3 separate regions of the Homo sapiens genome follow, and all the other regions are linked to region 1. Evidence: chromatin contacts called from ENCODE Hi-C or POLR2A ChIA-PET data. All regions are on one chromosome and are shown on one strand. Each heading gives the region's core, a stretch centred on a gene start or an enhancer-like site at or near the end of the contact. The rest is flanking DNA. Distances are from core to core; before and after follow the strand shown. Region 1 overlaps LOC105375081 (a long non-coding RNA gene). Region 2 has its middle 130 kb from the start of ADGRF1. Region 3 has its middle 120 kb from the start of TNFRSF21.

The links. Hi-C counts contacts between places; a loop is a spot of excess contacts on that map. ChIA-PET counts read pairs that join two places held with the same protein, here RNA polymerase II (POLR2A). Pooled maps may share reads with other maps.
Region 2: a map of PC-9 shows a loop between it and region 1 (7-fold over the local background). The contact joins two enhancer-like sites. A Hi-C loop is called at or near these places in 6 of 168 maps with a recorded cell type or tissue (HepG2, IMR-90, PC-3 and 3 more) and 5 of 50 pooled maps. POLR2A ChIA-PET finds 5 or more read pairs at or near these places in 8 of 52 experiments (AG04450, BJ, HEK293 and 5 more).
Region 3: a loop to region 1 is called in a map of PC-9, with 11 times the contacts of the local background. The contact joins two enhancer-like sites. A Hi-C loop is called at or near these places in 7 of 168 maps with a recorded cell type or tissue (Caco-2, Calu3, HCT116 and 4 more) and 3 of 50 pooled maps. POLR2A ChIA-PET finds 5 or more read pairs at or near these places in 4 of 52 experiments (BJ, MCF 10A, activated CD4-positive, alpha-beta T cell and 1 more).

The regions. Positions count from the first base shown.
Region 1 is chr6:47,132,601-47,136,445 of GRCh38, forward strand. It overlaps LOC105375081 (a long non-coding RNA gene), which reads right to left. Exons shown (of 5, transcript XR_926864.3): 2 at 3,727-3,789; 3 at 832-869. Among named protein-coding and RNA genes, the nearest start is that of ADGRF1, 92 kb to the left of the region's middle. Within about 2 kb of position 2,256, at least 10 of the 41 ENCODE cell types and tissues checked have a DNase peak (open chromatin) inside an H3K27ac peak, as active enhancers do; they include PC-3, PC-9, Panc1 and 1 more, where a contact is called at or near this core.
Region 2 is chr6:47,167,053-47,170,985 of GRCh38, forward strand. No RefSeq gene overlaps it. Among named protein-coding and RNA genes, the nearest start is that of ADGRF1, 130 kb to the left of the region's middle. Within about 2 kb of position 1,264, at least 5 of the 41 ENCODE cell types and tissues checked have a DNase peak (open chromatin) inside an H3K27ac peak, as active enhancers do; they include PC-3, PC-9, Panc1 and 1 more, where a contact is called at or near this core.
Region 3 is chr6:47,186,334-47,190,085 of GRCh38, forward strand. No RefSeq gene overlaps it. Among named protein-coding and RNA genes, the nearest start is that of TNFRSF21, 120 kb to the right of the region's middle. Within about 2 kb of position 2,343, at least 3 of the 41 ENCODE cell types and tissues checked have a DNase peak (open chromatin) inside an H3K27ac peak, as active enhancers do; they include PC-9, where a contact is called at or near this core.

The sequences.
Region 1 (3,845 bases), core at 1,006-3,505:
TTTTGAGCTAGCTTTCTAAAAGCTGGGAGTTATCAATGCTAGCTCTATAGTGCTATGAGAAATAACAGAGCCAAGGGTCTTCGGAGAGGAGAAAAGGAGAAATACTAGAAAAGTCTATGTGAGATCAAACCCCTCCACCCTCCACTGTGCTAATTCTGCCAGCTAGTCACCTTTGTTGTAATTCATTTTGTTTATTGTTGCTCCTTTTATAGCCTCCCCATGCTGGGCAGTTGCTAGGGAAACAATAAAGGGTGTCAGATATGGCAAGGGTGAGGAAGGGATTAGAGTACCCACACTGCTGAGTGAAATTTATTTAGGTTACAGGAGGGGAGGAAATTCACTCCAGGAATTACTGTGATTGCTCTCATGTCTCCAACAGTCTATAAATATACATACCAGAGGTTCAAACCTCTCTCCTTGCTAGAGCTCAAGTGCCTTAAAAGACAATTGAGTCTGGTTGGAGGGAAAAGAGTCCCAGCAGGCATGCAACTGAAACATATTAAATTCAACGCAGTTGTTAAACACCTAGCTAGTATTTTAAATGTCTCCATCCAGGCGTATTTTTCTTTCTCATGCTCTCCACTGCCCTCAGGACATCAAATATTCTTTTGATATACACAAGACTATCACATAATTACTGCAGTATTACTCCGCCGAGACAGTCAGACTGGCAGCTAGCCCCTCTATTTGGGTTAAATATTGCCCAGCATCCCAAATTCTTCCAGATCCAGGGTTTTATCTCCTTCCAGGTGATGTGGTCTAGAAGTGAGAATGGGAATGGAACAAAGAAATGTCGTAGGATCTAATCTGGCTGTTTCCCTGGCAACTTACGGTTGAGTCAAATCCCAGCGCGGGTGGCTGAGTGGCACCTGTAAGAAGCAAATGTTGGGTTCATTCGTTCATTCATTCAATTCATCCAACAAATACTTATTAAACCTGTAATATGTACCGCAAATTGTGCCACCATGAGGGTAATGACTTTAATCTGGTGTTTCCTTAATGTTGTCATTGAACCATACAAAGATTCATAGACATAGACCCTACCCTTAACGATCATCTTCTCCTGTAAGCGAGACAGTGTTTACTTTTACAACTACAACTCAATGTAGAAAGTAATTGTTGCATAGGATTAACTTGGAGTCTTGTTATCTGATAAAGTGGTGTCAGAGAATCCAGAGAATTTCTGCCCAACTAGGGGTGAGAAAAGAGGTAGAGTGTGGGAGGATCAAGCCTTACTGCACAGATAACATTAAAACTACACTTTGGCTAGGCACGGTGGCTCACGCCTGTAATCTCAGCCCTTTGCCAAGCTGAGGCAGGTGGATCATTTGAGGTCAGGAGTTCGAGACCAATCTGGCCAACATGGTGGTGAAACCCCATATTCTACTGAAAATACAAAAATTGCCCCAGTGTGGTTGCACATGCCTGTAGTCCTAGCTACTCAGGAGGCTGAGGCAGGAGAATCACTTGAACCCAGGAGGCAGAAGTTGCAGTGAGCTGAGATGGCACCACTGCACTCCAGCCTGGGTGACAAAGCGAGACTCCATCTCAAAAATTAAAAAATCAAACATTAAAAAACAACAACATGTAAAAGGTGGATTTGGCCAGTCACGGTGGTTCACACCTGCAATCCCAACACTTTGGGAGGCCAAGGCAGGTGGATCACCTGAAGTTCGAGACAAGCCTGGCCAATGTGGCGAAACCCCATCTCTACGATAAATACAAAAATTAGCCGAGTGTGGTGACGGGCACCTGTAGTCCCAGCTACTAGGGAGGCTGAGGCAGGAGAATCGCTTGAACCCGAGAGAGAGATGTTGCAGTGAGCCGAGATAGCACCACTATACTCCAGCCTGGGCGACAGAGCGAGACTCCATCTCAAAAAAAAAAAAAAAAAAAAAGATGGATTTGCTGGTGAACAATAAAACGGGAAGTCAGAGGAAGAGAAAAGAAAAGGGAAAGAGAAGAGGAAGTGACATTTGTGTTCAGATCTATAGAAAAGCTGCTACAACCAAGATCAGTTCCTAAAAACCTAGAGAAATGTGTGAAGTTTGACCCCACTTGCACATTCCTTCCCCACTTGTGTCGGTGGCACACCAACACTCCACCCCAGCCCACTCCATTTTCACATCCTCTACTTTTCTAAAATTGGGAAGCTTTGAAGCCAGATTCCTTCTCCCATCCCCTCCCTTGCCTTTTCTTCAGTGTACTTTCACTCCCAGCCCTTTTCCCTTTACGGTCAGATAATCTATTCTCAGGAAATGACTCACACCAAGGTATAAATTACCAGTATTGACACAGCATGTTACACTTAAGCAGACTGTTCGCTTTACAAGATAAGTGGCCTTTATCCAAAGAAATGACGTTGGATCTCAGACTGCAGGGTGCTTGTAGGAGTGGGAAGCAAGCGTTGCTAGGAGGAATAGAAATTTTCATCTTTTCTGGATGTGGGGTCTACTCTCCCTTCTTCATGTGTCTATTTTGGGTCTTCCCTCCACTAAAGCTAAGCTCTCTGATGGCAGTTTTGTCCATCTGGTTAGAACAGTGCCTGGGCAATAGTAGATACTCAAAAAGTATTAATACTTGTTATTTTAGTGAATGTTTAGTAAATGGCTTTTAGTGAATGTTGTCTGTTTCTAGTGCCCTGCAGCACAGATCTGATAAACTGAGGGAGAGAAGGGTAAGTAAGAAAGCCTGAAATTTAAAAATAAATATAATTTTATTTTAAATGATGTACATGTTATTGTTGAAAAAACTTAAATACAGAGAAGCAAAAATAATAAAGTAAAAGGTATTCATAATTCTCTCTCCAGGATCAATACCTGTTAAGATAGTGATGTAAACCCATCCAGATTTTTACCCATATCTACGTATAACAAAAAAGCACACTGTATTTAACATTCTAAACTTGTTTTTTAAAATACAATAAATCAAGATCATCTTGCCATGTAATAACATATTTTGTGTCCTTTTAAATGACTGCCTAATAATAATCTAGGCTGCTAGATATACCAGCAGACCCTATTCTACCAATTCTCTACTGCTGGAATCAGGTTGTTTCCAACTTTTCACTAGTACTTGTAAAAACACAGCAAAGAATGTCTTTATCACAAAATCTTTGTGCTTATTTCCTCTTACAAGTGAAAATATTGTCATCATTACTCTTAAAACATTGACAATATTTATCAAATACACCCTCTGTGCCAGGTACTTTACAAAACATTATTTAATCCTCCCCCAAACCCTACTATTTACAGATGAGGAAACTGACTTTGGAGATGCTGAGTCATTTGTCTGAGGTTACCATTAGTCATGCCTTTAATGTTTTTGATACCTATTGGCAAATTGCCTTCTGGAAACAGGGTTTGGAATGCTGTAGGGAATACTAGAAACCTGTTGTTTCAGATAAATCCTCCATGAAGGAAAGATTACACAATCTCCTTTAGTGAGCTATTCCCGTTTTATCGGCCTGTCAACATTGTTTTCTCCATTATGTTTACCCAAAACCTTTGTGATAATATAATTACCTATACTACCGGGCAGTGAGGTATCTTTTTGATTCACAATCTCATCAGACTGTATTCCAGAGAAGCAGAACATTCTGGGGCTCAGAGTCCTAAAACATGGGTTTCAACCTGATTTTATCTTTCCTGGAGTGAGGTCCTGAGACACATCAGTTTACTTACCTAAGACTTGGCTTTCATATAAAATGGCAAAACTAATACGAACCTAACTGATCTCCCAGCGTTGTGATGGTGGGATGAGATGATGAAATTGAAAGAGCTTTGCATGCTGGAAAGAACAATAGAAATGCAAGGTATTGTAATTATCAATGGCATCATCATGAT
Region 2 (3,933 bases), core at 14-2,513, 33 kb after region 1:
CATTTTTACTTTTCTCCACTTATTCATAATGATAGAGAACAGAATTGTCTCCAAGTCAACCTCAAAGAAATACCATTTGAGTTTGAACTTCCCTTCTCCCCATCCTTGCACCCCCAGCATGCCTCCCTCTGAGCTGTCTGTGCATCTGGCTAGCCCTAATACTAGTGATTCTTGCCACCCACTCTGCTGCAGCTGGCAAGGACCAGAGGGCCTGGATGCTCTCTTTTTGCTTCACGAACCTCTAAAGAGTACTCAGGCTGGAAACTGCTCCATCTATTCTACTAGTTGGCTTAATTTTACCAATCACCTAAAAAATCACATAGCAAGTTAAGAAGTTTTGCTGCTTATACAACCTGAATTCCTACAGTAAAAAGAATAAGGCTAGTACTAACTGCAGTAAGCTTTTAATATCCCATACAATATATCATCCTTCCTTAGGAAAGACTTGACTGCTAAGCAACATGATTATGATGTTATCACTTTCAGAAAAATTGGGGTAGAGAAGGCCCTCCAAAATGGTGTTTCATTCCAAATCAATAGGTTTCTTGATCCCAAACCACAGAAATGGACCTTGATAAACTTAAGCAAAAAAAGAAGTTCAGTAATAAGTCCTGGATAGCTCACAGAATAAAATATAGTATTGAACACTCAGAAGGATGGGAAGGGAACAGCTTTGGGAATCTTGGTAACTGGGACTAATCCATAGGCCCTGCTGGTCACTACCATTGGAATGACACAAAGCCACAAAGATCATTCATTCTAAGCAGATCACATGGAATAGGGAAAGAAGAGTTTCCCCAAGAAAAGTGGGACTCTTTTCAAAAGATAGAGGGAGGAATACTCAGTGCACTAGTGTGCGTGAGTGTGCACGTATGTGTGTTGTGAATGAAGAGAGGAAAAATCCATTGACTGAAACTCTTTATGTTGCAGGCCAAAAGGAATCACAGGAGCAGAATTTGCATCTAAATGAAGGCAACAAGGAGACCATAGAAAGGTGTTACTTCCCAGACTTTACCAGCTACTAGCTGTCATGAAACATCTAAAAAACTGTTTTGAAAGTTAGGAAGTTTTGTCATTTGGAGAGTGCTAGATGTCCTGGAGAATGGGAGATGAGGTTACATAAAACTGAAATGTGCCTAGAATACTGACTACAATCAGCTTGAAATTTCCCCAAGGAAGCCCATGAGCTGTAAGCGTCTACAGATCTGGTACTGACATGCACAATTTGGCCATGCCCAGCCTGGCAGGCATCAGGGCAGCCTCAGAACCTACTCCCTAGTACCCTCTGATGACTACCTCCAGCAAAATGCACTTGACTCACCGTCTTCTGCACTGGGGAGCTCAAATTATCTCTGTGGGGGAGGTGGAGGCCTTGCCAGACTATCCACATTGCTTAACTTCTTAGTCAGTGCTGGAGAGGTTTTATGTTACAAAGGGTAATGAAACTTAGCCTGAGGGCCCAGAATGGTACTACAGTGTACATTTTGTCATTGGGTAGCTTCTTTAGCTTTGTATAATCAGAATTTTCCCCTTTCCTTTATGTAACTGTTTAAAGCAGAAATCAGAGTCCCTGGCTCCTAAGTTAATGGCAAGGAGGGGAAATGGAGGCAGTGAGGAACACTACCTGTGGCAGTAGTCATTGTCGTCACTTCCTGCCCCTGTCACCAACATTTCTGCAAGTGGCACAACCATCTGTCCATTCAAGACTGGCTATATCATTTGTACAAACCAGCGCAACATGAAAATGTGGCACTTCTTATTCAAAACTTATCATGAATTTCAAGACTGCAACAGCAGAGCGTAAAACCAACTGTGGACCACCCTGAGTTCAAGACCTAAGTAAATGCTTAGGTTGCATTCCCATGAAGCCAGCCCTGTGGCCATTACTCCCAGCCCACTCTTAAATTTCCAGCATTTAAACTATTTATGGAGCCTAAGAGTTATTCTTTTCTCTCTTCCCGATCTCTCCCAGGGCTGTGTCTATTCACAAGTTTCATATGGAGGTATCAAAGTAAAGAGAATGTAGTAGAGAGAAGAAAATACTTCTGTTAGTCAGGGTTCTCCAGAGAAACAGAACCAACAGGATGTACATGTATAAAGAGTTATACTATAAGTCATTGGTTCATATGGGTATGGAGACTGAGAACTCCCACAATCTACAGTCAACAAGTTGTAAACCCAGGAGAGCCAATGGTATTATTTTGGCTCAAGTCTAAAGGCTTGAGAACCAAGAGAGCTAGTGGTACAAATTCCAGTCCAAGTCCTAGTCCAATAACTGTGTCTAGACTGAAGGCAAGAGAAGATCAATGTCCCAGCTCAAAGACAGGCAAGGAGAGCAAAGTCTTCCTTACTCCATCTTTTTGTTCTATTCAAGCCTCCAATGGGTGGGATGAGGTCCACCCATCCTGGGGAAGGCAATCTGCTTCCCTCAGTCTACTGATTCAAATGTTACCCTCATCCAGAAACACCCTCACAGACACACATCCAGAATAACATTTAATTAAGTACCTGGGCATCCCCTTACCCAGTCACGTTGATACATAATACTAACCATCAGAATGCTTTTCTCTCTTTCCTCTGCCCATCACTAGAATTCCCATGGTCGTTTTATTCCCTCCAATAGAAGATGAAAACTAGGCCTGGCTTTCAAGATAACAAAGAAGCCTAGGAATAAAATCTGCCTATGCACACTTGCCTCCAGCCTGTCCTCCTTACTCGGAAGTTGGCAGGTTGATTCATGGTCTATACTCCACTAGAAACTTCCTTCTATTCTGTGCTGGGCATCAACCCCTCATGATTCAGAGTTGTGTTTTCTTGGCTTCCCTGAGCCTAACTACTTGGTACAGCTAATCCAGCAGAAAATCTCAGTAGACCATTCTACACTTCTTCACACCCATTGCGTAACTATTTCCATAGAAACTTCCTGATAACAAAACTAAACTATTTTTTCTTTTTTTGGTCATTTCATCCATTTGTGATACTGGGGCTAGAGCTAACAAGTCAAACAGGAGGAGCCATGATAGGTCACTGGAGACATTTGGGAGCACACAGGGAGTCAGGACTTGCCTGTACTTGCTAGAGGGGTAGGGTTGCTTCCACTAAGATATCTTGGCTGCATCTGCTTGGTGGGGAGGAAAGAGTTTGGTTTTGGAGTAACCCCTGCCTAAATCATTGCTAACTCACTCTGTGGCTTTGGACACTTTCCTTAGTACTTCTATCTGGGCCTCAGTTTCATCATCTGCAAAATAGGGAGGCTGGTATCTATGCTCTGAAATTGCTTTGAAGATCATAGATAAATGTGTGAAACACCTGGCATGTAATAGAGCCTAAGGAAATAGTTACAGTCCATCTCCTTGTTCTACAACTAGATCTTGCTGATTCATTCTAAAGAACAGGAGAGAAATGAGATGAGCACATACCCTCAGGGAGGCATTGAACAGACCAGATGTGTCTTCCACCTTCAAAAGAGAATGCATGGGCTTAGTTAGCCTCTTGCTTTCTTTTCCCCAAATTACTTCCTCCTGGTTTCCTGCAGCTCATACCACTCTGGGCAATCACTGAACCTTACTGACAGTGTGCTCTCGTCCCTCACTCCTTCCAGGGCAAACATGTCAACACTTTGTGCTCAGAAACAGAGTTTGGGGGCGCTACTGACATGGCCAAATTTCACAAAGAAGCACTTGGCTTTGGTTCACGTTTGGCAATCAGAGAGTAGCTGGGGATGTTTAGCTGAGATATATGATTCAGGCAAAAAAAAAAAAAAAAAAAATCCCCTTTCCCCTTTCTCCATTTGCAGAACACCATCCACAATTGCTTAATAATTATATGCATGGGCCAATATCATTCTGCCCCAGACCTCCATACTGGAGGTCACAAGTCTTGGGGGCAACTAAGATTTATTTCCCATACCCCATATATAAAGGTTAAGAAGGC
Region 3 (3,752 bases), core at 1,093-3,592, 54 kb after region 1:
ACCAGCCTTGTGGTATTAAAGCAAGTTACTAATCTCTATTTCTGCTTTCTCTTTTAGAAAATTGGGATGAGAACATCAATCTTATAATAGGACCTTTGTGAGTAGTAAATAGGACAATGTAAGTACAGCCTTTAACAGGGTGCCTGATACAGCATAGAGGTGCCATTAAAGTCAGTGAGGCTGTTCTTTACACATGTCCTAATAGCAACAAATACATATCAGATTTGAATGATTTTGCAGTTGGCCACCCACCAACCAGCTCTGCCTGGATAATTAGGAGATGCCAAAATGACTTATTTCTTTCCCTGTTACACACACATGTATACTCATATATTTACACACACACAAAGGCAATGCTGTTCAAAGGAAGCAGCAATTAATTTCTGGTTGGGAAACTAAGCACCCAGGACCAGAGGAAAGGGAGAATAGGAAGGTAAAATACTGTCAGGAAGGGCGGAGTGAAGAGCTACAACAGTATCTCAGGATGCTGGGGAAGGTAGGCTTAGACCCAGAGACAAAGAAGTGACATCTTAGAAAGCCAGACACAAACATTAGCCCGAGATGAGGACATACTGTTGGTTTGGGGAACAGGAAGAAAAATCAAACAAGTTAAGGACTCTCTCCAAAGGAGGTCTGGGATCCGTCTTGAATTTGTATGCTCCAAACTCTGTATAGTTAGGTCATTTATGTAATTCTTACTGCCTGTAGCAGAGTAGTTGCTGCTCTGATCTGAATGTATTTCATAATTTCCAAAAGTAATAGCTAACAGCTATGAAGCACTTTCTGTAAGCCAGACATTGTGCTAAGCCCTTTATATGCATAAAGAGAATAACTCTATGGAATAAGTACACTCTTCTTCCTATTTTACAAATGAGAATGCTTTGAAAGGTAGTTAACTTGCTAAGCCTCACAAACTTAGTCTTGTGGTAGGAATATGACACATCCAGGTCCATCTGATTCCAACACTGAGGCTCTCAGAACTGTGCTGTGTGCCCATACCTACTGGTATGAAAATCCCTTTATTAATTAACAAGGATTTGCCCAGCAAGTGCTTTGAGGAAGAAACATCAGGGCTGCAAGATGAATGAGACAAGGTTCCTACTGTCACATAATGTTCAGTACCACAAAGGAGCCAGATAAATGCTCACCATTTATTAAAAAGAGTCACGTATGAAGAGTTGCCAGACACAAAACACAAGGTGCTCGGTTAAATTTCAATTTCACATAAGTGACAAATTTGCTTAAGTATTTCCTATGCGATATTTGGGCCATACTTAAACAAATGTATTTGTTTGACAAGAAGTTGAAATTTGACTGGGTGTCCTTATTTTATCTGGTGTATTTTACCTGGTATTTTATCTGGTGACTCTATCATGTAATTGGTTTTATGACAGAGATTTAAAGTAGAAACGCAGAAGTGAGAGCCCTGGAAACAAAATCAAGGTATGAGAAATGGCAAACAGGTATGAGAAACGGCAAACAGATGGGATGCCAAGCTAACTCAGAAGAAAAGGAGATTGTACCTAGTTGTGTAGTTAGGAAGGGCTACAAGGTAGTATTTGAGCTTGACCTTAAATGTGAATAGGGTTTGTTCGTATGTGAAAGGGCAGAGATGACGTTCCAGGCCAAGAGAACAATGTGAGCAAGCGTGTGGAGGTGGGGAAAGCAAAGTTATAACTCAATAATGAATTGAGATTGTTTAGAACCTGAGTTTTTCTGAGTCCAGAGTCCATAACTATTACATCTCATGAGTTAGAGAAGAATGAGGTCTTCAGAAGGTAAACACCAGCAATAGCAGTTGATTGGAAACAGATTGTGCAGGGACTAGAATACCAGGCTGAAGCCTATAGGCTTAGTTAAAAATAACTCAGTATGAGGGAACACATAACATTTCGAGATCATTTTATGTCCAAGTCATAGCTAACAGAGAGACTCCAGCAGCCTTTGGAAGTGAGAATGAAGAGAGCAGCCAGAACCCCAAAGCAGGTCAGTTAGCCAGATGCTGCCCCCACCACCCCTGGGCCCACATCTGCGAGGATGTCCCACAGTGTAGCTTGGTGTAGTGGAACCAAGAAGGCCTATGGCATTTTATTGGCCAAAGATGCATTTGGCTTCAGCTAGATGTCTGTATCCAAGGAACAATATCCACCTTATACTTGTTTTTACTAAAAAAAAAAAAAAAAAGAAAGAAAGAAAAAAGAAAGAAAAAAAGAAAAAAAAAGTGCAAAGTGCATCTCCCTTGTAAGTCAGAGAAAAAAAAGGAAAACCCTTTAACAAACTTACTCATGATTGTGCTGACCCTTAAAAATGCTTTCCTGATGAGTAATTGGGTAGAGAGAATAGTCATTCTAGCCTTATCTTGGTTGCAAAAATGTGTCCTTTCACCCAGTTGTTTTACCTGCAGAGGGTGGAGTGTGAGCAGACTTTGGAGTAAGGGCGGGAGGGGTTGGGGCAGGTAAAGTGGACAAACATGTGTTGTCTGCTTGTTACCAGTGACTCATTTGAGAGCACCTGGTTTCTTGGGGCTACACTTTCATGTAGTTTCTCATCCTGAAGAGCAACTTGCCACATAGGCATTCACCCAGTTACTCATCCAGCTGAAGCTCTGGAGACAGGCAAAGAATTAACCAATTAATAACCATACCCAAGATCTCAATATTGAAGAGCTTTGTGAATTATGTGCATTGGGGGCAGGAGAGTCCTTTAGGAAAATCAGCTCCTCACAGGCAATATGTTGACTGAAACCTTTCCCAGCCAGAAAAAGAACAGCAGTGGCCACCAACATAACCAAAAGCAGCTGTTATTTGCAAAGATATGCCGAATGTTCAAAGGTACGTATTATCCAGTGTCCGCTTAGGCCAAGAACTACAAGATCAACAAAATTGATAGACCGCTAGCAAGACTAATAAAGAAGAAAAGAGAGAAGAATCAAATAGATGCAATAAAAAATCATAAAGGGGATATCACCACCGATCCCACAGATATACAAACTACCATCAGAGAATACTACAAAAACCTCTACGCAAATAAACGGGAAAATCTAGAAGAAATGGATAGATTCCTGGACACATACACCCTCCCAAGACTAAACCAGGAAGAAGTTGAATCTCTGAATAGACCAATAACAGGCTCTGAAATTGTGGCAATAATCAATAGCATACCAACCAAAAAGAGTCCAGGACCAGATGGATTCACAGCAGAATTCTACCAGAGGTACAAGGAGGAGCTGGTACCATTCCTTCTGAAACTATTCCAATCAATAGAAAAAGAGGGAAACCTCCCTAACTCATTTTATGAGGCCAGTATCGTCCAGATACCAAAGCCTGGCAGAGACACAACAAAAAAAGAGAATTTTAGACCAATCTCCTTGACCAACATTGATGCAAAAATCCTCAGTAAAATACTGGCAAACCGAATCCAGCAGCACATCAAAAAGTTTATCCACCAAAATCAAGTGGGCTTCATCCCTGGGATGCAAGGCTGGTTCAAAATACACAAATCAATAAATGTAATCCAGCATATAAACAGAACCAAAGACAAAAACCACATGATTATCTCAATAGATGCAGAAAAGGCCTTTGACAAAATTCAACAATGCTTCATGCTAAAAACTCTCAATAAATTAGGTATTAATGGGACGTATCTCAAAATAATAAGAACTATCTATGACAAACCCACAGCCAATATCATACTGAATGGGCAAAAACTGGAAGCATTCCCTTTGAAAACTGGCACAAGACAGGGATGCCCTC